3 separate regions of the Mus musculus genome follow, and all the other regions are linked to region 3. The links are chromatin loops, found by intact Hi-C in ENCODE. Cell type or tissue: left cerebral cortex. All regions are shown on one strand.

Region 1 (8,000 bases), 110 kb before region 3:
AATTTTGATAATTTTTTATAGACAGACATCTCTGCCACCACACAATTAATTCTCTGTGTTTCTGCCTTTAAATAACTGCTTCAATCATCCAGAGAAAGTTCTCACCTTTTATCAGAGAAGCTTTTATTTGCATTAGATATCGATTCATACAGAGAACCACAACTGGTCAATGTGAAGAGAACAAGAGAGCACAGAGTGTTCATTCATAAATTGGACATCTCCATAACACTTTTCCCTCCCAAGAGTCAGAGCTCACTGCAGAAGGGGTTGAAAGATTGTAAGAGCCAGAGGCACAATGACTACAACAAAAGAGCATTTCTTACACACAACAGACCATTTGCACATGTGACAGTGACTGGGACTGCACGCACAAAACCTGAGCAAGATCAGGCCAGACAAAATTCTAGCATGAAAGGGACCAGGAAGCCTAAATTCTAGCAGATGAGTGGGGCAAATGATGGCTGATGATGGGAGAGGGAAAGCCAGTTTTCCTCTGGGATTAGGTTCCTGAGAGGCTACTCATATTCCTGTAGCTGACCGTATGCCCATATACATGCTGGAAGTGACAAATGAATTCTGTGAGTTTTGTTTTTTTTCAAAGAGAATACATGGAAGAGGATGGAGGAGTGGTGGTAGGAATCAGAGAAGAGTTGAAAAGGAGGGAATGAAGGGTGCTTGATCTAAGCCTACTATATAAATGTACAAGATTCCCAGTCAATAATAAACAAATAATGATATTTTTATAAAACACCAATCCATGTTTCCAATCTGCTCTCAGTAACTAAGTTTGCAAATTAGGAATGCTCTTAATGGTAAAAAGATAACTAATCTGTTTTGACTCAATTAGGGAATATATGTAGTCATAAACTTCTTATATATATATATATATTGTCTTATTTTATCCTCCTAATGTCTTTAGGAAGGAAATAGTACTGCCCACATATAGTGAAGGAAAAAAAATGGAGACTAGCAATTTAACACAGGTATACACTAACAAGTATAGGATGTAGGAATAAAATAAAGTTTAATTTTTAAACGTAATTTGTTTTAAAATGTCGTTCTTTCCTGAGGCATCACTGCATGTGTGTCCTATTTATACAGCTTGGAAATAGTTTTCCATATGTTACTGTATAGGAATAGGAAGCTATGCAGAACTCAAAGGAAGAAGCAAGGACTGAGAGGTAGGTTCCATATTGTATAGATGACACACACATCACCTTAAATACTAAAGGAACTAGGCTCTGTTTACCATCATCAGTGTCAAAGACATTATCAGTGAAAAAAAGACAAAACTCTTAAGAACAAATAACTAAGCACACTTTATGGTTTTATGCTATATATGTTTGTGCTCTTTAGCTCATCAGCATGAGAATGAGGTATCTAAAAATACTGCTCACCTGTGCCTACCACATTCTTCCACATTATAATCTTGGTTACAGCTTTCAAAATGTCAGAACAGAAGAGCACAAACTGAAGATATGTCATAGTCAAATCTTCTCAAAGGCAAGTTCAACACAGTGGACTAAGGAAAAAAAATCCAACTGTGAGAAAACTTGATGCTGACCTACAATTTTAAAAATAGCATCCTTTACAAAAATACTAAATTGTATGAGTGCTATGATTAAAACTGTGAAACCAATTTTATTTCCCAGATCCCCTAAGCTCTCTGCAAAATGCACCTGGCCCCTTGCAGGTGACTGATTGTGTCCTGCACCAGTGGAATTCAGATAGACTGCAGAGAGCACAGCTTTACCTCATGAGTGGTTAAATTCAGAAAGAGTAATCTGCTGCTTAAGGTGAACAATTACTCCAAAGATTTCAGCCAGTGTTTGATGGAAATTCTGTGACTTTGTCTCTTTTCAGCTTTTCCCCAGTTCCTTGGAATTCACATTCAGTTTGGCTCTTCAACCCTCCCAGAATTGGAATATGGTCACCGAAACCCTCTGTTTTCTTCCAGTTTATTCTTAAAGAGCAGTGATTTGCAGCATATCCTTTGTTCTTCCAGGAGTCAATATTTATTTTTAAGATCATTTGAATGGCTTACTACCCCATCAGTAACTGTTGATGCTAGAATGAGATATGACACTTTTTGTTAGTGACATAATAAATACCCGAGATAATCAGCCAATAAGTAGAAAAGATTAATTGTGGCTTACAGTTTGAGAGACCCAATTTGACAGGGCAGATGTTTTTAGGCATCTCTAGTGAAGGGACAGGAGCACATGGAAGAACAAATCCAGACAACTCTTGGCTTAGCGACAAGGGTCAGAAAGAGGAAGGAGGTACGATAATCCATTATTCCCTGAATGCACACCCAGAGTGACTTAAAGACTTCTCATGAGGCCCTCCCTAATAAGGTTCTTTTCATTATATCCTACTAGTCTGAGGACCAAACCTTTAATACATAGACTTTTGGAGGAGGGCATTCCAGGTCTAAATTATAGTATACATTAATTGAAAGGACATAAATTAAGAAATTGTAATGAGAATATATGCAAGGAACTTGGGAGTAAACAAACCTTCTTTAGAAGATAAAGAAAGATTTCTTAGGTGTGGTTGCTATTCTTGGTTGTCAGTTTGACTACATCTGGAGTTAACTAAAACCTATGTGGCTGGATATACCTGTGAGGGATTTTTCTTAATAATTTGTGGGAAGACCCACTTTTAATCTGGATATTTTGAGGTGGAAGATCCACCTTCAATCTGCATTATACCTTCTGGTGTCAGCCAATATCAAGAACATGGATGAAGAAGGTTTTAGGTCTTTTCTCACCTTCACTGGAAAGTTCATTTCTTCACTGCCATTAGAGTCTACTTCTTTGGTATGGCTGTATACTGTACACCAGCCATATACTGAGATGCCCAGCTTCAAGGATTAAACACCTACTGGATTCTTGGATTTTCCATTGCTAGACAGCCATTGTTGGACTAGCTGAACAACAGCCTGTAAACAATTCTAATAAATCCCATATGTACACACATCTATGATGTATATATGTATGTGTTTTTATGGATTCATTCTATCTCGTTGTATATATTCCATTCTACCAGTTCTACTCCTCTAGAGAGACCTGAATAATGCACCAGGATGAATAAATATTTACTCTATGTTTCATAGGATTGCCAAGGCTATTACAGGACCAGCCAGAAGAGAGGCAAGGGAAATTCTGAGGAAGGCAGAGAAATGCCACCCGTAAAGAAGAACCATTGAATTACAAAAGAACGGAGACTGAAATAGTACTGAAAGGACTGGGAAGAGGTAGAGTTCAACTTATAAGTAAGGGTACCAGATGTAAATGGAGGGCCCAGAATTGACTGTTCTTTGTGTGCTCTAAGAAAAGAATCCTTGATATGCATTCACTGATAAGTGGATATTAGCCCAGAAACTTAGAATACCCAAGATACAATTTGCAAAACACAAGAAAATCAAGAAGAAGGAAGACCAAAGTGTGGATACTTCATTCATCCTTAGAATAGGGAACAAAACACCCATAAAAGGCATTACCAAAGTCTGTGGGTGGTGCCTAAAGTCTGTTTGCAGTGCCTAAAGTCTGTGGGCGGAACCTAAAGAAGTGTGTGTGGTTCCTAAAGTCTGTGGGCAGTGCCTAAAGGCCTGTCAAAAACCCAATTAAAAAAACGGGATATAGAACTAAACAGAAAATTCACAACAGAGGACTCTCAAATGGCTGAGAAGCACTTAAAGAAATGTTCAAAGTTCTTAGTTACCAGGGAAATGCAAATCAAAATGACCCTGAATTCCACACCAATCAGAGTGGCTAAGATCAAAAACTCAGGTGACAGCACATGTTGAGGATGTGGGGAAAGAGGAACACTCCTCCATTGCTGGTGGGATTTCAAACCGGTACAACCACTCTGGAAATAAATCTGGAGGTTGCTCAGAAAATTGGAAATAGATCTATCTACCTGAAGACCCAGCTATACCACTCTTGGACATATATCCAAAAGATGCCCCACCACACTACAGAGGCACATGTTCTACTATGTTGATAGAGGCCTTATTTGTGGTAGCTAGAAACAACCCAGATATCCCACAGTGGAAGAAAGGGTACTGTCTTAGTCAGGGTTTCTATTCCTGCACAAACATCACGACCAAGAAGCAAGTTGGGAAGGAATGGGTTTATTCAGCTTACACTTCCACATTGCTGTTCATCACCAAGAAAGTCAGGACTGGAACTCAAGCAGGTCAGGAAGCAGGAGCTGATGCAGAGGCCATGGAGAGATGTTCTTTACTGGCTTGCTTCCCCTGGCTTGCTCAGCCTGCTCTCTTATAGAACCCAAGACTACCAGCCAGAGATGGTCCCACCCACAAGGGGCCTTTCCTCCTTGATCACTAATTGAGAAAATGCCTTACAGTTGGATCTCATGGAGGCATTTCCTCAATTGAAGCTCCTTTCTCTGTGATAAATCCAGCTGTGTTAAGTTGACACAAAACTAGGCAGTACAGATACTGAAAAGGTAGTTCATTTACACAATTGAATACTATTCTGCTATCAAAATGAGGTCATCCTGAGTTTTGCAGGCAAATGGATGGAACTAGAACATATCATCCTGAGTGAGGTAACTTAGACCCAAAAGGACATGCATGGTATGTACTCACTAATAAGTCAAAAAAGTACAAATACCCAGGATAAAATCCACAGAACTCAAGAAGGTGAACAAGCCAAAGGTCCTAAGTGAGGATGCCTCACTCTCACTTGGGAAGGAGAAGAAAGCAATTATGGGGAGCAGAGGGAAGGAGGGAGAGAGGGAGGGAGGGAGGGAGGAACCTGGAATGGAAGAGGGAGGGGAAAAGGAGAAATGATCAGATATTGGGGGTGGTGGTGCAGGTCAGGAGTGAAGCCCTGAGGGCCAGCAGAATGAATGGAAACAGGTAACCTTGGGAGGTAGGAGGTGGGGTGACCCTCCAGAATGTTCTAGAGACCTTGGGGTGAGAGACTCTCAGGACTAAAATGGAGGAACTTTAGATGAAATGCCCAACAGTGGGAGAGGGAACCTGTAAAGTCCACTGTCAGAAGAAAGATAGGGCATAAAGTGGAGGAATGGGATTCCTATCCCATAGTCAAAAACTGACCCAGAATTGTTTCTGTCTAAAAGAACTGAAGAAACAAAAAATGGAGAAGAAACTGAGGGAAAGGAGGTCCATTGACAATCGCAAATTGGGATCCATCTCAAGGGGAGGTTCCAAGGACTAACACTATTATTAATGATATGGTGAGCTTACAGACAGGAACCTAGCTTGGCTGCCCTCCAAGAGGCCTACCAAGCAGCTGGCCAAGACAGTTGAATTAGGGAAAGGCTGAAAGAAGTTGAGAAGGAGAGCGATCCCATAGGAAAAAGACCAGAAATCTCAACTAACCTAGACCCAGAGATCTCACAGATACTGAGCTACCAACCAGGCAGCATATATGAGCTGGTATGAGACCTCCAACCCATATACAGCAAAGGATGGAAGATAAATAATGTATTAGCATCTCCTGGAAGGAATCTGGCGACTTGGACTTGTTCTATGAAGCATAGCCTAGAGAGCACTTTAAGAGGGAAGGAGGTGGATGGGAGTAATTGTTTTAAAAGATAAGTTCATCAGCCTTGGATGGTTGATTCAACTTCAAGGGATAAAAGAAAGAAAAGAATGTTACAAAGATCCTAAGGGGAAAAAAAACCATGAAAATTACCCTTTTATTTGAGTGCTATTTATGAATCACTTCTGGAATTGAAGTAGCTTTGTATTATAAAATCATGTACAATAAATTACACAGAAAAATTTGATAGCTGTGATATTTAATGATCCAGTGTTTTCAAAAGGGTAGAAATTATTATCTCAAATATTTACTCTAAATTGTTTTTACTGTCCATATTTGAATGACTTAGAATGTTGGAAGCCACATGTGCCGTTGCAGGGTGGCGCTGGCTACCGCTGGCCACCACGCATACATAGGCAGTAAAGTTTTTTTGCCAAGATGAGGTTTTGAGAATTAACCAATCAGATGAGAGACAAGTTAACTAATCAGAGGAGAGACAAGTTAACCAATCAGAAGAGAGAGAAGTTGACCAATCAGATGAGAGAGAAGTTAACCCATCAGATGTAGGCATGCAAATGAGGTGGTAAGCATAACCCATGCATAACCAATCCGGGTGTGAGAAACGCCTCTCCTAGGCCTATATAAGCAGCACCAGTTCTGGGCTTGGGGTCACTTCGCCTCTGCAATTAAGCTCTCCCAATAAACGTGTGCGGAAGGATCCTGTTGCAGCGTCGTTCTTGCTGGCTAGTCGGGCGCGCGCAAGATCAGAAGATGTATTGGTTAGATTTTTTGACAAGTATTCATTACAAACAACTTAAGAGAAAAGAAATTTCAGTCCATCATGATAGGAAAGATGCTACAAAGAACAGTTTATATCATAGTGGTGAGGGGAGAGAGAGAGAGAGAGAGAGAGAGAGAGAGAGAGAGACTGTTCCCAAAGATTTGTCTCTCAAAACAATGAGCTGAGAGGCAAACACTCAGAATATGTGCCTGTGTGGAACATTTTAAACTCAGATCACAATATTCTACCCCAGTCCCCTGTGACCTTTGGCCTAGTCTACTTTCAAAAGTTTCTCAAAATCTTATTAGTTTCTGCATTATTTAAACTTCTAAATTCAATGTTTCCTCTGAGACTCAAAGAAAACTATTTGATATAAGCACTCTAAAGTTAATTAAATTAGTTCTAGATTTCCAAGATATAATGGCACATATGTTCACACTGCAAAAATGAAGAATGGAGAGAAAGGAGAAATGCAAGAAAAAAGGACTTGGTCTGAGAAGGACAAATACTGAATTGTGCGTTTCCATCCAGCACCCAGAGCATACAGTGGTGTAGTATGATTTCTAAGGTGTTTAGACAACCCTGTCCCCATAGCCTTACTGTTGTTAAAACCTGTAGCCTCTCTCTTGAGAGACTCTATTTGTTGCCTGGAATTTTCCTTGTCAGAAATTCCACATCCTTATTATCACCACATTTTTGGGTCTCTGTTCCAGCATAGACTTCATTTTCCCTGCTTCACACATCATGTTCATGGGAGTTACCCACAGGGAATACTCCTAGTCTCACAAGATCCAGGAAAGATCCTGGTGGCAGCCTCTGTAATATTGTAATGCTTGTGTTCTGCATAGCTGCAAAGCCAGCACCCTGTGAATGACTTCACACTCTGTTGTCATTGTGAACAATGGCAGGTCCCTCCTGGACCACAGCTCTGGTGGTCTCCTAGTGCCTAGGTGAATGAACCAAAAATACTTCTGCAGTTCTTTGAAAGCAAGATAGCCAAGAAGCACTTTTTTTCTGAAGGAGACCTCTTTAAAATGAGTTTATAATTTTCATCTTGTTGCCTGTACTGAGGAGGGGTCCTGATAGTTTCTTCAAAGGCAACTTTCCTATTATTCCAGTGCAAAGTACGGGCTTCTTTTTCATGGAGTTAGCTCATTTAAGAACCACAATAATTTTCTCCTTACATTCAACTCACTGCATGTTTTTCATGCCCTTCTGCTCTGAATTTTGTTCTCTGCAGTTTTTGCTGCAACCCTAGATAAAGGCAGTCAGCAATGACGACACTACAGCCAGGATGCCATTTTATCTTATTCCCATGAGGAACCTCATAGTATGTGCTCTAGTTTCCTGAGTGCCCATCAAAAGTACCCATTCAGCTGAGCTTACAGAAGTCTTCCACTTATATATCCAAATTTCAAGTTCCTTCCACAGTCCAGTTCTAGAATCCTAGCAATCACTCAGCCAGTTTTAGTCACAGCAATGACTTCTCTTCTCTGGTACTAATGTTGTGTGTCAGTTAGCTTTTGCATTCCTGTGATAAAAATACATGACATAGAAATCTGTGGAAGAAAAGTGCTCATAAGTTTCACTGTATCACAGTGGGAAGGGTGTGGCAAAGTAAAGTAGTTCACATCACAGCCAGACCAGGAAGGAAGCTAATAGAATGTCATAAGAAGGAA
Region 2 (8,000 bases), 130 kb before region 3:
CTTTTTGGTTTGTTGAATGATTACTTTCTTGGTTGTTCTAGGGCGTGATTTCCGTCCTTGTATTGCTTCTTTTCTGTTATTATCCTTTGAAGGGCTGGATTCGTGGAAAGATATTGTGTGAACTTGGTTTTGTCGTGGAATACTTTGGTTTCTCCATCTATGGTAATTGAGAGTTTGGCCGGGTATAGTAGCCTGGGCTGGCATTTGTGTTCTCTTAGTGTCTGTATAACATCTGTCCAGGCTCTTCTGGCTTTCATAGTCTCTGGTGAAAAGTCTGGTGTAATTCTGATAGGCCTTCCTTTATATGTTACTTGACCTTTCTCCCTTACTGCTTTTAATATTCTATCTTTATTTAGTGCATTTGTTGTTCTGATTATTATGTGTCGGGAGGAATTTCTTTTCTGGTCCAGTCTATTTGGAGTTCTGTATGCTTCTTGTATGATCATGGGCATCTCTTTTTTTATGTTTGGGAAGTTTTCTTCTATTATTTTGTTGAAGATATTAGCTGGCCCTTTAAGTTGAAAATCTTCATTCTCATCAATTCCTATTATCCGTAGGTTTGGTCTTCTCATTGTGTCCTGGATTACCTGGATGTTTTGAGTTAGGATCCTTTTGCATTTTGTATTTTCTTTGACTGTTGTGTCGATGTTCTCTATGGAATCTTCTGCACCTGAGATTCTCTCTTCCATTTCTTGTATTCTGTTGCTGATGCTCGCATCTATGGTTCCAGATCTCTTTCCTAGGGTTTCTATCTCCAGCGTTGCCTCACTTTGGGTTTTCTTTATTGTGTCTACTTCCCCTTTTAGTTCTAGTATGGTTTTGTTCATTTCCATCACCTGTTTGGCTGTGTTTTCCTGCTTTTCTTTAAGAGCCTGTAACTCTTTAGCAGTGCTCTCCTGTAAATCTTTAAGTGACTTATGAAAGTCCTTCTTGATGTCCTCTATCATCATCATGAGAAATGTTTTTAAATCTGGGTCTAGATTTTCGGTTGTGTTGGGGTGCCCAGGACTAGGTGGGGTGGGAGTGCTGCGTTCTGATGATGGTGAGTGGTCTTGATTTCTGTTAGTAGGATTCTTACGTTTGCCTTTCGCCATCTGGTAATCTCTGAAGCTAGCTGTTTTAGTTGTCACTGTTAAGAGCTTGTTCTTCAGGTGACTCTGTTAGCCTCTATGAGCAGACCTGGAGGGTAGCACTCTCCTTAGTTTCAGTGGGCAGAGTATTCTCTGCAGGTAAGCTCTCTTCTTGCAAGGCAGGTACCCAGATATCTGGTGTTCGAACCAGACTCCTGGCAGAAGTTGTGTTCCACTCACTAGAGGTCTTAGGATCACGTGTGGAATCCTGTGTGGGCCCTTGCGGGTGTCAGGCGACTCAGCTGGCAAGGTAGCCGGGGCTCGAGTGGAGTGGAAGGGGTTTGTGCCCCAGATCAAGCCCGGGTAGCCTGCTTCCCTATGTACCGCAGTCTCGAGTTCTGCGCGATTGGATTGGGGTAGGCGCTGTGTTCCACTCACCAGAGGTCTTAGGGTCCCGTGGGGAGTCCCGTGTGGGCCCTTGCGGGTGTTGGGCAAGACTGCTGTCAAGGTAGCCCGGGGCTCGAGTCTCGAGTCGAGCGGAAGGGACTTGTGCCCCAGATCAGGCCCGGGTAGCCTGCTTCCCTATGTACCGCAGTCTCGAGTTCTGCGCGATTGGATTGGGGCAGGCACTGTGATCCACTCACCAGAGGTCTTAGGGTCCTGTGGGGAGTCCCGTGTGGACCCTTGCGGGTGTTGGGCAAGACTCTGCTGGCACGGTAGCCCGGGGCTCGAGTCTCCTACCCATATTTTCATTTAACATTTTTTTATTTTCAAAAATCTATTGATATATAATATATTTACTTCATTTTTTCCTCTTTCCTCTGTCTAAACCCTCTCATTTATCCTTCCTGGGTTCTTTTTCAGATTTGTAGCCTTTTTTTGATTGTTTTATACACACACACACACACACACACACACACACACACACACACACACACACATGCACAAACACATATACACATGCACATACTCACACAGACACTCCTAAATACATAAATACAACCTACTCAGTCTATAGAGTATGAGTTTGATATTACTTTCATGTATGTTTTTAGGGACTTATACCTACATTGTCTCCTGCATATCTTCTGCCTTGCTTCCTCTAACATATACACCTTTTATGTAGAGATGTGGTATGTAGATTTAAGCTGTGATATGTAAAATTGTCTTTGAGGGGTATGCAGTTTAAAATGTGGAGGTCTGTGGCAAAGGAACTCTGTGGAGTCAGTCACAAAGTCTTTATACCCTTGATTTGCCTCCCACTAAGGATAAATACATGAGGTGCAACCGGTCAATTCAGCAAGGTTTCTAGTATCTCCCTTTGCCTCCTCTGAATATTGTTTTTCATTTTCTTTGAATGAATGTCCCATGGTCCAAGATCTTTCCCCAATCCTTTTCTGTCTCTGATTTTACTATGTTTTCTTCTTTTCTTTCTAGAATGTTAGATACATGGTTAAACTTTTTTGCCTTCTTAAGTAATGTGGGTCCAACTTTCACCAACCAGGTTCAGTCCTCTGTTCAGTATCACAGAAGTTATCAATCAGACCACACAGCTGTGAGTACTGGGGAAGATGGAAAGCCTAAGTCAGAAGGAATAAGAACCACTAAATGACCACGCATAATACCTAAATAAGAAAGAAGAAAGGGAGAAATACTTTAACAATAAAAAAAAATAGCCAAGAAAAGAAACAAAGGCTTATGAATGGAAGTGATTAATATGGAAGATAGAGAACAGTCAATCTAACAACAAAGTAATTCAAAAGAAGAAAATCTGAATCCAGCAGAGGAATGGAACAGGGACTATCCCAAAAGCTGTTGCCTGTCTGTTCTTCTAGCTGCCTGCCTTGTCTGCCTAAGTGGGAGAGACTTGAAGTGCCAGGGTGGGGGAATACCCAGTGGGGGCCCTCCCCAGCAGAGGAGAAGGGGATGGGGATAGGTGGAGAGATTGTGGAACCCAGTGACTGGGCAGGGCAGCTGTGATTAGGATGTAAATTGAATAAGTTAAAAGATCAACAACAACAACAACAACAACAAAAATAATAATAATAATAAACAAAAAGAGGTAAACTGCCTATCAAACAAAAATTAATCCCACCTTTCAAAAAGTCATAGTTCTATGTTAGAAAACTATAACAACATATATGTTTTTAAAGTAAAGTTATCTAAGGATTTCAGGGGAAAAATGACTTCTACAATGGAAATCTTCCTGTGCCCCAAGGTCCAACAAATTGTCAACATTTGAGAACTCTGGCATAACATTACTAGGAGCCCCTCTCAGGGATCGACTAAATCACTCCTATTTAGACATCCAAAATGTCTACAGAGTCTTTAAACAGTGATGATTTAGGTTCTAAGTATAGGCAAACCATGTCTAGAAGTAAGATAAGAGTTTCAGACAGTGGATTTTAGGCTCTGTGAACAAGGGGTCATGTATCCAGCCACCAGAGTACGCAAGCAGCCATAGAACCTTTTCAAATGAAAAGTCTGGCTGGGTTCATAGACCACGTGAAATCTGTAGTCTGGCAGAATTTGTCCAGGCCTGGACCTTGCTCACCCTGATTTCAGCATTTGGGGTCAAAGGCTGCTGCTATGAAAACACATGACCCACAGTCTTGTTGATGAAAGGCACTATCAGGCTCCACCTTATCAAGTCAACGATTAGCTTGACCAAGAATTTGAAGCAAACACTGAGTTCAGAAGATCATGCTACTATAGCTAGGAACCAGTAATGGCTGAACTGAGAGCACAATTTTTCTGATCTGTTATAGATACATTGAAAAAGTAAGTAAATAAAATAGACTGGGGCAACCTGTAATGGACACAAAATTCAGCATAATTCTAGTTTCCTGGACTGGGCATCCATGTGACAAAGTCACAATGAAACTCAAGGATGTGGTGACCATGGTGAGCAGTTGCTGGTTATGTGCAAAGGCTCCTGTGGTCACTGGGAGCTTTTTGTTTCATGATCTGGGGAGGCGAGGAGTTATTTCCAGAGTGTTTGCCTTAAGATCACTCGGCTCTCAACTTGATTAGTTCTGCTTTCCTATTTCTGTTCCATCCAGCAATAAAAAGGTCAAGATCTGTGTGAGAACCAATCTGGTAGAGATACGCTAACTTCATATATTTGAACAGCTGTGGGAATAGACAGATATAGGCTGTGAAATATGGGACTTCTTGGCAGGCAGTAGGGCAAGAAAGTGTGTACACACTTCTAAATCAGTAATTCCTATCGCTCCTCAGATGCTATCTCTTCAATGACTAGCCTACATTTCTCTGAAACGTAACACAGTACCAAATGGTGCTTTTTTTGGGTACAAAGACTGCTGGCCTATATTCATATGTGTATTAGGCTCAACTTATATTTGTTGATTATAAAATATTACCTTGTTTTCTGGTAAATATGATGTTATCTACCTTACCGCTCACACATTTTTTCCCCCTTTGGCTGTCATTTTGAGTGTATAGAACCAGGATAGGACAAGGCTGAAGCAAACATAACCCCAAGAGGCTCCAACCTCTTCTTCGACTCCTGCTACTCAGCATGGTGTCAGATGGATACTGCTATTTTAATCATGGTGCTATAACGTCTTCAGTTAACATGCCCAAGTCACTGAATTGCCAGATGGAAATATATTTTCAAAATACCACATTTAATCTTTTTTGTTTTCAAGGCAAATTATTCTTCTCTTTGATCTGAATGAGTTTTGAGACAGAATAAATAATTGAGCATTAAAATACTGTGGGCATTCTTTAACACCATGGTTTGTGTGGGAATAACAGATACATTTTAAGCACCTGAGAACCTGCCAAATTTTGAATCCCACTTGATTCTGTAGCCCATCTGCGTATAGAATACTAGAATATTTTAATAAGATTTTATTCACAAAAATAATATCCCCAAGAATGATTAACTTCTTCAAATGATAAATAGCCAATAATTTGGTCCCATGGGACTTTGTACAAAATAAAATATATGGTACATTATATATAAAACATGATTAGTTGTGAGATGCGATATTACTTTGGTCTCTTTAGATTGTACCATTATACATTGTGTTAAGATGGAAAACAAGATTTCGAGTCAGAAAATGACAGTCCTTGTATTTCACTGGTAACTTGCAAGAGAGAAGTTCATACAAATCCCCTATGTTCAGAGTGAGTCACGCAGAGATCCAAGAGGCTTGCACAGGACAGGAGAGCATGGGCATGCGTGTGAGTCACAAGAGATCCAAGAGACTTGCACAGGACAGGAGAACATGGGCATGCGTTCTCTCTGCCCACTTTCAAAAGGCGTTTAATTAAAACACATCTTATTGATGGTTTCAGCAGACTCCTGTCTCAGTAACCAGCAGAAACCAAAGGGCCCTGGTTGACAAGCTACCTGTTAACAAGGGCACTGCTGCAGGAATGCTCTCTGGGCTGTGAATAAATAATTCATATGGGAAGACAACATTTTCTAGATTGCAGTGGATCGTCTGTTTAAGCAGAGAGAGTACAGAAGGAAGCAAACTTTTCCAAACACACTGCTCTTCTGTAGACAGACTGCAGTCGCATCAACCTTGGAGATTTTTCTCAGAAAAGTTACAGCTTTTAGGCAATGGTTCATCAAAATTGATGCGATGTTGACTGTCTCCAGGTCATCGTACATTTGTCTAATAATTTTACTTCCTAGTTTCATATTCAACTTGGGCTTTCTGTGTTGAATCAAGGAACTAAAAACATTATTACTAAAAGGCAAATCACAGACAGGGGTAAGTGTAATGCAAGCTCCTAGTGCCTACCAATCTATTTTTCATCACTGACACAAAGTTTTAAAAATATCTATAATTATTAAAGCAAATTTATAATATTGTAAAAAATTCAAGAAACTGATGGCAGAAGATTGATTCAGTTACTGTATAAATAAGAAGAAAACGTGTTTCAAGGTTACACTTTGAGCTCTAGGCTCAGCGTATTACAGGGAAGATGATGAGACACCGGTGAAACCTCCCAGTAACTTGATTATTTCATACAAAACTATTCATTTTAATCAGAGGCTTACATCTTGCTCCTTTGCCATGGCAACAGGTAGAGAATCATGTACCCAGGAGGTTAGGGTGATGATCTTTATTATGCTCAGAAGAGGCCCTGCTTCACGTTAGTGATTAGACTGCAATGAACTAATTGGACTGTTTCTACTTAGGTCTGAGCAATATTTTCTGACCCGCTTGGAGGATAGGATGCTAAGCTGGATGACAGGCTTGACCATATTGCTTTTTCAAATCTATGAACCAGGCACATCTGGCTCGCTTTACATCCAGAACGAGCTGACTGTGTTCACTACTTCCCATAGATCTGGGCAAGAAAAAGGGACTTTTTTTTTTTTTTTTTTTTTTTTGTCTTTTTGTCTTTTTGCCCCACAGCAGAGTGTCCTTCCCCTGCTTCTGTCTATTTTCTCTTTTACAGGCCCTCAGCGGAGGTCACCACAGGGGATCTGTCATACAGAGTACGGCCATTCTACTGTGGCACACTGCCCTTTTACATAAGTCTGAACCTTGCTATTTCAGTGTGTGAGGACCAGTGCTGTCGGGAAAGCTACTGATCTGCTTAAGGGAATGAAGATACTACTGCTAATAATGCGAACGCAGCAACACTCATTAAACCCCGAAAGAAAGAAAAGTGAAAGGTTTAATTATTGTGCGCAGAGAAGATGAGTTAGAATAACTTGTTTACCAACACATTGTGTATGTGTGTGTGTGTGTGTGTGTGTGTGTATGTGTGTGTGTTTGTCTGTTCATGCGTGTGTATGTGCACAGATGTGCATGAATGTGAAGAAGGCCAAAGGATGATTTTGAGTATCTTCCTCAGTTGCCTTTCTATCTTTTCTTGTGGGATGGTGGTCTCTCACTAAGTTCACTGATTCAGCTAGACTGGCTGACCAGCAAGCCCTTGTGGTCCTCCTGCCTTGGCTTCCTGGGAGCTGGAATGTCAGGCACAAGCCTTTGTGTTGAGCTTTTTAACGTGGGCATTGGAATTCTGAATTCAAGTCTTCATGCAACAACAACTGATCGATCTCCTCAGTCCTTAACAATGCTTGCTACTATACTCATGGTGCATCTGACATACACACACTTCATTCGTCGTATGTTTACGCTTATCACAATATTGGTAGTGAGCATAAGAAAACCTACTTGAATTATGGGTTGATGTAGTGAGAAAGAAAGCCAGTCTAGATCAAAGCAGGGTGCAGAGACCCTAATAAAAGTAAAACATTTCACATAATATTATAACCGTCAAGGATGAGATCTGCAAGTCTTACAGACCACGCAGGCCCACATCTTGGTGTTGGTTTTGGTGTATATCTCACCCTTTCCATGACCCTTTCTGTCTCAGAAAAGTTAGAGTTCCTCCAGCTCAGATAAGTTAGAGTTCCATTCGATTACACGTAGCAAGTTTTTGTCCACCTCCTGTTTCACACTAGCAATATATTCCCTATAGGCTCATATATTGGAGATTTATTACCAAAGTATTGTGTCACTGGAGGTACAGACTTTGGAAGGTGATGAGGAGTATAAGCCACCATGAGGGTGAGAATTTCATGATGACATTAGTGACTTTTTTTTTTTTTTTTTTTCAGAGACATCCTTCACCAGTAACTAAGACATGGTGCAGGCTCCTGTCCAAGGTCACGTCTGCCTGATGTGCACTCTTCTTATGGGCTAGTCAAATTTTCCCACAGGACCTTCCTTCCTGCACACTAGCCATCATTTTCAGGTAGCAGGTAGGTACTCCAGTTGGAATGTTCTACCATGCTCATGGTTCCCGATTCCTTCCTTCTTTCCTTTCCACAGGAGTTTAGGCTTTTCTTTCTATAAATCTCTCATGCTCATAATTCTATCTTGGCTTCAGTGTCCCACAAGATTGGAGAAGACCTGGCACTCGATTAACATT
Region 3 (8,000 bases):
CTGCACTAGGCATAGTAAATACATTTAAATATGTCCAGGGAGGAAGCTTAAATATGAAGAACACTGTACTTCACTATAATTTACGGATTACGGACGGCTTCTTTATTATCTCCAAAGATATACTTTCATACCCATAAATGAAATTCCTTGTTTCTCACTAAGTTATTGAGGGCAGACTTTAAATGTAAATGTTATCTTGAAAGCATAAAAATGTCACAATTCACTGGACTAACAAGGACCCCAGAACAGGACTCAGGGTAAGATGGGTTGTCAGTCCCTTGACAGGATCCTGGGCAACTGGGATGCACAGCAGAACCTTGGAGTTCATAGAGAGCATGAACTTATATACAGAAGGAACGAACACAGCTGTGAGTCCTAGTGCACAGCCCTGAGCCCACAATAAAGAGTTTGATCCAACACCACAGGTTGCCCTCAGGCTGCATGGAAGTAGGCACTAGAAAACACATGACTAAAATGTAATTAATGCATTCTATTCCATTCTTCTCGGTGTTGCCCAGGGTAAGCCCTGTGTGGAAAGACATGGCAAAAGCCACTCTTGTCTAGCCTTTTACTTGACATTTTCTGAAACATACAATGGCATTCAAACGATCCAGTGTGTCTGTGTGACTGGGCAAGACAGGAGATGTATAGCAATAGCAGAAATTGGGCATAGACTTATGATGTCGAAAAGCCCTTTGTGCTCTGACAATACTCTGTCCATGCCATCTCACACACAAGTAATGTGTGCCAAGCCTCAGAACCAAGCACCTTTTAGAAGGAGAAGCTATTACTCATTTTGACTAAGTTCTGACCTTCCAGGCCAAGTGCTTTGCATGGGCTTCCATACATCGATAGAGAAAAAAGGATGTCAAATTGTAAAGTCATCACTTTCTTTTCTGACACTCTTGCTTTAACCCTCCCTTGTCAGCAAAATGGAGACGGTCCTGTTCCTTTTCCATTAAAAGTAATGAGAGGTAGGACGGGTGGTTTAGAGGTGGAACATCCACTTAGCATGCACAAGATCCTGGGTCAGATGTGCAGCAGTGAACACAAGAGGAGCCAAAGGAAATCTATTGGAAGAGGACAGTGTCACTGAATGAATAGAGATGCAACCCATTTCTTTTGGAATTTCTCTTACGTCAGGAGCAGAATTGATCTTCTCCCCCCCCCCCCCCCGACACACACACACTGTGAAGTAGCAGACTAGTTTAATCAGAAGAGAACCTGACTACTCCAAGGACTCATGCTTTAAATGTGACTTTCTTCTCCATCGTCTGAAATGAGGGAACCTGGGTAGTGAAAAGGGAATCCAATTGTCAGCCTTCTGATCATTTTGTGTTGCTGTGTGTACTGGAGGCCATTCTGGCCCTGTCCCATGCCTGGCAGGTGTGCCTTGTATAAATATGCCCAGCAGTAGTGTGCCAGCATGCACGGGTAGCCAGCACTCGGGAAAGGTCTTCTCCTCACCCTTAGTAGGTATTCATAATTAGTTATAATAAGCTGATATATAATTGTGGCTTTTCAGGAGAAGACAATATAGACTCTGCTTATGTGGTTCCTTTGTGAATTTAGCTACAGCTATTTTACTTATGAATTTGTGAATATGGACATGGACATACCATAGAGATTCAAATGTACATTTCATGTGTCTTTTTTTTTCTTTGATATTTAGACTGTCACCCCATAATGAAAACATGGCACCTGCCGAATATAAATAAGAGAATGAAATGAAAGACAATGATTCTACAGAATCTGATTTTCATGTTAAGTCAACCATTTACCTCTAGTTTCTAGGCAGCTTGCTGGACCTAGTCATGTCCCCAACAGCATCCACAAATGGGGTTTATGTAGATTCCCTAAGAAGTCTAAAGACTTACTGTCTCAGTGACACATCGGTATAAATGAGACTATTCTTATTCCTATTGGGAGAGTCAGTTCTTCCCCCAAATTGGAAATTAGCCTGTGAGGAGCAGGAGTCCCCAGTGGTCTCTTATCATTTCAGATCTAGAAGAGGAAGAATATACCACCCGTTCCTTGTGTTGATCTGAGTAGATTTCAAAAAGCAATCATTCTTAGCAGTGCTACTAGAATATACTAAATCTAATCAAATCAAATGATGTATTTATGTTTCACATTGTGTTGTTGCTAAAACCGACAGGATCCAGAAATGAATAATTCAGAGGTCTCTAAATAACCAACCCTTTTTTCATGTCACACAATTCACCAGAGTGTTACATTTTTTCACAAAATAACTCAGGAATGTGTAAACAACATATTTTCTATCCAAGAAAAAAGAACCCAACTGCAGTTAATCTTTTTTTAAAGCTATGTTTCAAAGAAAAACAGGCATGTTAACGCCTCTCTTGTGGAATCAGGTTTTTTGGTTTTTGTTTTTCTGGGTTTTTTTGTTTTTGTATTTTCCAATTCTGGAACTAGACTTAAGAAGGTAAGGGAGCCAGCCCTGTTTATAGATGAAAGCTCCATCAGGACAGGGAACTTACATTAAAAGAACTTGGGAACAACTGCACCTACATAATAAGATGAGATTTAAAATTTTGCTTTTAATAACCTGCTGTTGAACACGTGAGCTTAGAATGGTAAGTCTGTCGGGTGGCTTTCTTTGCTCTTTCATAGTCTCTATACATTCCTCAGCAGAGAATCTCCAGGATTTGTTAGAGGCAATAAGATAAAAGCACGGGTAGTGCTCAGTGTCCTCAGAGGGCAGAGCACAGATTAGGCACAAAAGGACAGAGGTCCCACTTGACCTCAGGACTAACTTCTTGGCAGATTGGTTTTCTTCCTCATAATAGTCTGGATGAGCAAGGTCCTGATTCCCTCCTGATCCTGGGGATTGCACACTCATGTGTGCAGCCCTGTCTTTACAATGACCCAACCTAGTTCCTGGAGGCAGGGCATGAAGAAATAATTAGAGCATAGACTGAACCATTGCAGAGATTTAAAAGAAAAAAAAAAAACCTACAACAATGTGTTGCAGTAAAAAGTGGAAATCATGTTTTCATGGGGAGAAAATGGTTGGCCCCCAAAGCCTGAATCCTGTGTTGGCACTGCATGGTGATGTGGGGAGAAGGCTGCCTGGAGGTGGGGTTGAAGCTTCGATTAAGTCTTACACAAGTTTTAATTATTGATATAAATTTCTCAGCCAATTTTTTAAAAAGTCTAGATAATTCCTTCACGACAAATCAAAGACTCCTTGCCCCTCCCCCATTATCTTCAAAATCCCTGACTGGCCATTATGATAGTTGATGTCCTCACATTTTCATTTTTCATACTCAAGTGTATTTAGCCTCTGGCCCACCTCCTTCATGCTTGGACTTTAATAAGGAGTGATGGCTTAGAGAAGGGGAGGGGCAGGGACAAACGAGGCTCCTTTGCATGCTTTGCCCATTTTCCATCATGCTAAAAAAGGAGCGGCTAGAACTGTCCCCACTGAGCAAGCCAGACACTACCTGGGGGAACAGAGTGAATTTTACATGTGAACAGCAGCTAGAAGAGCCAGAACCCAGAAGGCAAGCAACCCAGGAACAGGAAAGCCAGGAAACAAAACAAGGCAGCCGGGTGAGAAACAAACATTAGGGACAAAGCGAAGCGGAATCTAGGAGCAAATTAAATCTAAAACTGAGAGAGAAAGAGGGGGGGGGGGAGAGAGATTACAGCATAAGGAGACAAAATAGCACGGAAAGAATGGTCAGGCTAGAGATGCGAAGCAAGGAAGTCAATTCCCAAGCAAGGAATGGGACCATAGGGAAAACCATCAAAAGCTAGAAGAGAAGGTTAATGATAGTAATTACAACTTAGGCAGGGCAGGTGGTGGTGGTGGGGAGAATAATAGGGAAGGCAGCGGGCACCAAAAGAGAAAAAAAAATCATTATGATAAAAGAGACCTTGGCTTCTGTTGTAAAATAAGAAAACGAATACGTTCAAAGAAATTGTTTTTGAAGGTAGCTGGGAGTAGCTGGAGGGGCATCACAATGTCTAAGGCTTCCGTCAGCGCTCCCAGCACAAGGGAGAGAGAGTGCCTGCCAGTAAATTGGGCAGCAGGGATGAGACCGGAATCAAGTCCTACACTGCTCAATGGGAGACTCTCCATTCCGGGCAGAAGCCCTAGGTTCTGGGAAGTCGAACTTTGGGGGCTCCTTAAAGCTTATAATCAAAGCTGCAGGTCTGGGACAGCTCTTTACAAGTTGGGTGGCAGTCCTTTCTCTTGCATTTATTTGCCTAGGGTCCTCTGGGGAACAGCAGATAGGAGATAGTTTGAGTGGAGGTCTGATAGCAATGCCAGCAGCCAACCGCTGCTCCTGACCCCTCCCCTCTCACAGAGGTGATGCCTAATGCGCCCACCTAACTACTTCAGCTATACTTACGTCGAGGAAGATGGACATGCCCTTGGACAGTTGCAGGGTAGAGCTGAGCTCTTCCGAGGAGTTGTTGGAGGAAGGCGAAGTCTCCCGGGAATCCTCCATCCTCAGCGGTCCTGGCGCTGGCGGGCAGACTGGGCGGGATGCAAAGGCTCTGACCTGGTGCTGTCTCAGCTGCTGCCTCCCCGCGCCGCGCCACCAGGGTCGGATGCAAGTGGGTGTTCGCTCTGAGCGCGCGCCTCCCTCTGCTCTGCGCGGACTCTCCTCCCTCTCCCGCCTCTAGGCTTCAGCACGCTAGCTCTCGCCGCCCCCTTCCCGTGGCTGACTGCACCTCACTGGGGATCCGACTTAGCAACACTGTAACTCCCCTTGCCAGTGAGCATTCCCTGGCCTTGACAAGCCCTTAGTCACTTGCCAGAGGTAACCTTCTGGACCCTGCCCACCACACCGCACTTTACATGACAGAGCAGATCAAGCTTTGTCCTGAGCATCAGAGGGGGGTGGGGTGGGGGGGTGGGGGGGTCAGAAGCACTGAGGGAAAACCATGAGTGGGAAGAAGGAATCGAGTTTTGCCTACTCCATCCTTGATGGAAACAGAACTCTGTGCCCCCCTCACTCCTCCCCACGCCCAACCTGGTTTCTGGATTCTGTCCTGGAAGGGATAGCTAGTTCAGTTTTGGATTAAGGCACTGGGTCTGGCCATCTGCCTTAGTTGCTTTTTTATCTTGTGGTGTAGCAAATTGCTAAATCTTTAAAGCTTAGTGTTTACGAATCGGCAAAACGATCACCAGGGTGGTGCTTAGCTTATAGTTCCACTGCTTGCACACTTGGCACTATCAGGTGTAGGGAGGGAGAGGCAAGCCCGGCACAACACAGACAAAATGTAGGGAGATAACTTGCCTTGCGCCAGTCGTCCTGGCCATGAGCCTTCTTCCAACACCATGGATTCTGGCGTTTCCAACCTCCCTACCTCCCGGCTGCTCTGAATCTACTGTTTACAGAGAGTGAGTTTGCAACTCTGGCTGAACGTTGGACTGTGTGTCACTTAGAGTGTGTGTCAACTTCAAAATGTCCTAACAGATGAATGAATTGTCATTCTTCCTGCAGGCTTTCTTCGTGCCTAGACCTAGAAGATCGTACTTTCTGAGCTGGGGTGCATCAAAGGCTTTTAAGAGCTGCACCCTTCCAATGGTACATTTATTCGTACTCGGAGTTAGGAACTCACTCCCACAAAAGCAAAACAAACAAACAAACAAACAAACAAACAAACAAATTAAGGCCTGAGTTTCACTTCTGGATTCATGTTCAGTTAGCATGTGGTTGTCCCTAGCGTATTTTTCCTCTCTCAAAGCGTCTCAGGCAATCTTTATGAGCCCAGAATTAATAAGCACTTAAAGAAGAAGAGCTACAGAAATTAAGCAAAGGTCAGTGACTTCAGACCTGTAAAGTCCAGGGATAAAACGCAGAGCTTCATTAAGTCTAGAGTCACAAACATGATTAGAGAAGATATTGATTGGAGCTGTGCTTTGAGGACTATTAGTCTTGCATCTTTGTGTATTTATACCTTATTAACTTCGAGTTATCTTATCTGAACAACTAGAATAGATTCTTTCCTCTGACAATTGCTTAGCAAAAAGAAATGAAAAATCATGAAAAAATTCCAGTCAACCCATCAAAGAAATACTGATCATTCAAATCACACAGAAACAAGAGAGATGCTGACAATGAATGTTATCGAGTTTACAAAAGCACCATATTTGTTCCTACTATTGACTGAGGAATATATCTGTGTCAATAAACATAGCCTAAGTCTGGACTCTCTAACTTGTGTGGGTCTCTCTGCCCTCAAATTCAGCCTTGTGAAATATGCTTGTGCTCATCCCATGGAAACAAGCCTAGGTGAAAAAGCAGATTTTCTTAGATTATAAATGAAAAACAGGAAAATAACCTGTCACTAATGTTCAAAACTAGAGAACTAGCTGCAACAGTGCAGTAAAGTGACCCCTGCTCCCTTTGCTGACAATGCATGCCAGCTTGTGTTTCTTCTAAGGAGCTATCAAGAAGGAATGTAGGAAGGCTGGTGGTTAAGCCTAGTGGTTAAGAGTACTTACTGCTCTTGAGAAGACCTGGGTTCAGTTGACTCACAGATGTCTATATCTTCAGTTACCCACATGATGCAATGCATACATCTAGGCAAACACTCATACACATAAAATAAAAATAAATACAAAGAATAAGAAAAGTACGGCGAGTGTGATTGCAAAGCCAGAAAAAGTACTGTCCGTGAAATCCTGGCTGAGTTCAACACCATAGCTCATAAAGATGGGAAGAAAGAATGGACTTCACGGGTCTCCTCTACAGGGACTTCATGACAGCTGTGCCCACACATAAACACAACATAACACACAGATATGTACACACATCATACACACATATACACACACACATACCACATTCATACACATACATGTACCACATATACACACATATGCACACACACATCATAAACACCACACACATACACATCATACACACCACACACACACACACACACACACATCATACATCCACATATACCACATTCATACACATAAAGACATATGCACACACACACACATCATACACACCACACACACACACACAGACATGCACACACATATATGCACAGTACATCATAAAATACACACGCACACACACGCAGACATGCACACACATATATGCACAGTACATTATAAAACACACACACATAATTTTAAAAGAAGAAATGTAAATCATTAAACAACTTGCTCGTTATCATTTCTTTTTTGTTTTGTTTTTGAGACAGGGTTTCTCTGTATAGCCCTGGCTGTCCTGGAACTCACTCTGTAGACCAGGCTGGCCTGGAACTCAGAAATCTGCCTCCCAAGTGCTGGGATTAAAGGCGTGCGCCACCACTGCCCAGCTGTTATCATTTCTTTTAATGATTTCCACAAGAATTGTATTCTGCTACAGCTGACTTACCTCTATGATGAAGATAATGGTTAGGGAAGGCTCCACCAGAACTGGGTAACAATTAGATTCTCATTCACAGCCAAATTCAATCGGTTTTACAAAGTCGTAACCGAACATATTTTTGGTTTTCTTTTTATCTAGAGAGAGAGCCTTTTGAAAACTGTTTTCACACATCGTTTTGCTGAAACACAGATGCTGTACTGCTGTGCATAGTATCAGTTGCAAACAGCAGACAGCTGACTGGAGGGAGGAAATGTATCTTCTTTCCAACTTACTTGTACTGAAGGCCTGGGCAGAAAGGAAGCAAAGGAGAAAGGAATGTAATTGAAGATTATAGCTCCCAGACTTGCTATAAGACTGACATGAAGATATTTGGAGCATTTCAGCAAATGATGGCTATGTGGGAATGTATTGAATTTCAATCCATCTGTCTCATGAAGGAACTATTATCTAAACCATTTCAGACTGTCAGGGATCTATTTTATTTATACTTCAAGTCTAGGGAGCACTATCCTTGAGAGCAATGACTCAGGATCCTTCCAGTCTGGTTAATGGACATCCTGTTGCTTTGGCAACCTTAGATCCAAACCCATTATTTATCTGGAGACCTGAGCAGAGGGTATATGTTCTGAA

What was found. A loop is a pair of places that touch in the nucleus more often than their neighbours do. Peaks named below come from ENCODE experiments on the same cell type or tissue, not always from the same donor. Only the 100,000 strongest peaks of a DNase experiment are listed, where the experiment ranks them.
Region 1: it touches region 3 in a loop (2.0-fold over the local background); 3 of 42 quality-filtered maps call a loop at or near these places.
Region 2: it touches region 3 in a loop (2.8-fold over the local background); 2 of 42 quality-filtered maps call a loop at or near these places.

Annotation. Positions count from the first base shown.
Region 1 is chr4:15,029,614-15,037,613 of GRCm38, forward strand. All of the region lies in intron 5 of Necab1 (N-terminal EF-hand calcium binding protein 1), which reads right to left. Gm11844 (a long non-coding RNA gene) reads left to right here. Exons shown (of 4, transcript XR_390424.4): 4 at 1,864-2,981. Among named protein-coding and RNA genes, the nearest start is that of Gm11844, 11 kb to the left of the region's middle. In left cerebral cortex, no CTCF peak of the experiment used is centred here; DNase peaks (open chromatin) are centred at 3,553 and 7,758.
Region 2 is chr4:15,018,779-15,026,778 of GRCm38, forward strand. The region is part of intron 5 of Necab1 (N-terminal EF-hand calcium binding protein 1); the gene reads right to left. It overlaps Gm11844 (a long non-coding RNA gene), which reads left to right and starts at 3,659. Exons shown (of 4, transcript XR_390424.4): 1 at 3,659-3,851; 2 at 6,516-6,555; 3 at 7,687-7,830. In left cerebral cortex, no CTCF peak of the experiment used is centred here; DNase peaks (open chromatin) are centred at 4,246 and 5,346.
Region 3 is chr4:15,144,436-15,152,435 of GRCm38, forward strand. Necab1 (N-terminal EF-hand calcium binding protein 1) reads right to left here and starts at 4,696. Exons shown (of 13, transcript NM_178617.4): 1 at 4,383-4,696. The coding sequence starts at 4,481. In left cerebral cortex, CTCF peaks have their summits at 4,608 and 6,409; DNase peaks (open chromatin) are centred at 1,401, 1,930, 2,190, 2,601 and 5 more places; H3K4me3 peaks cover 3,226 bases; H3K27ac peaks cover 2,242 bases.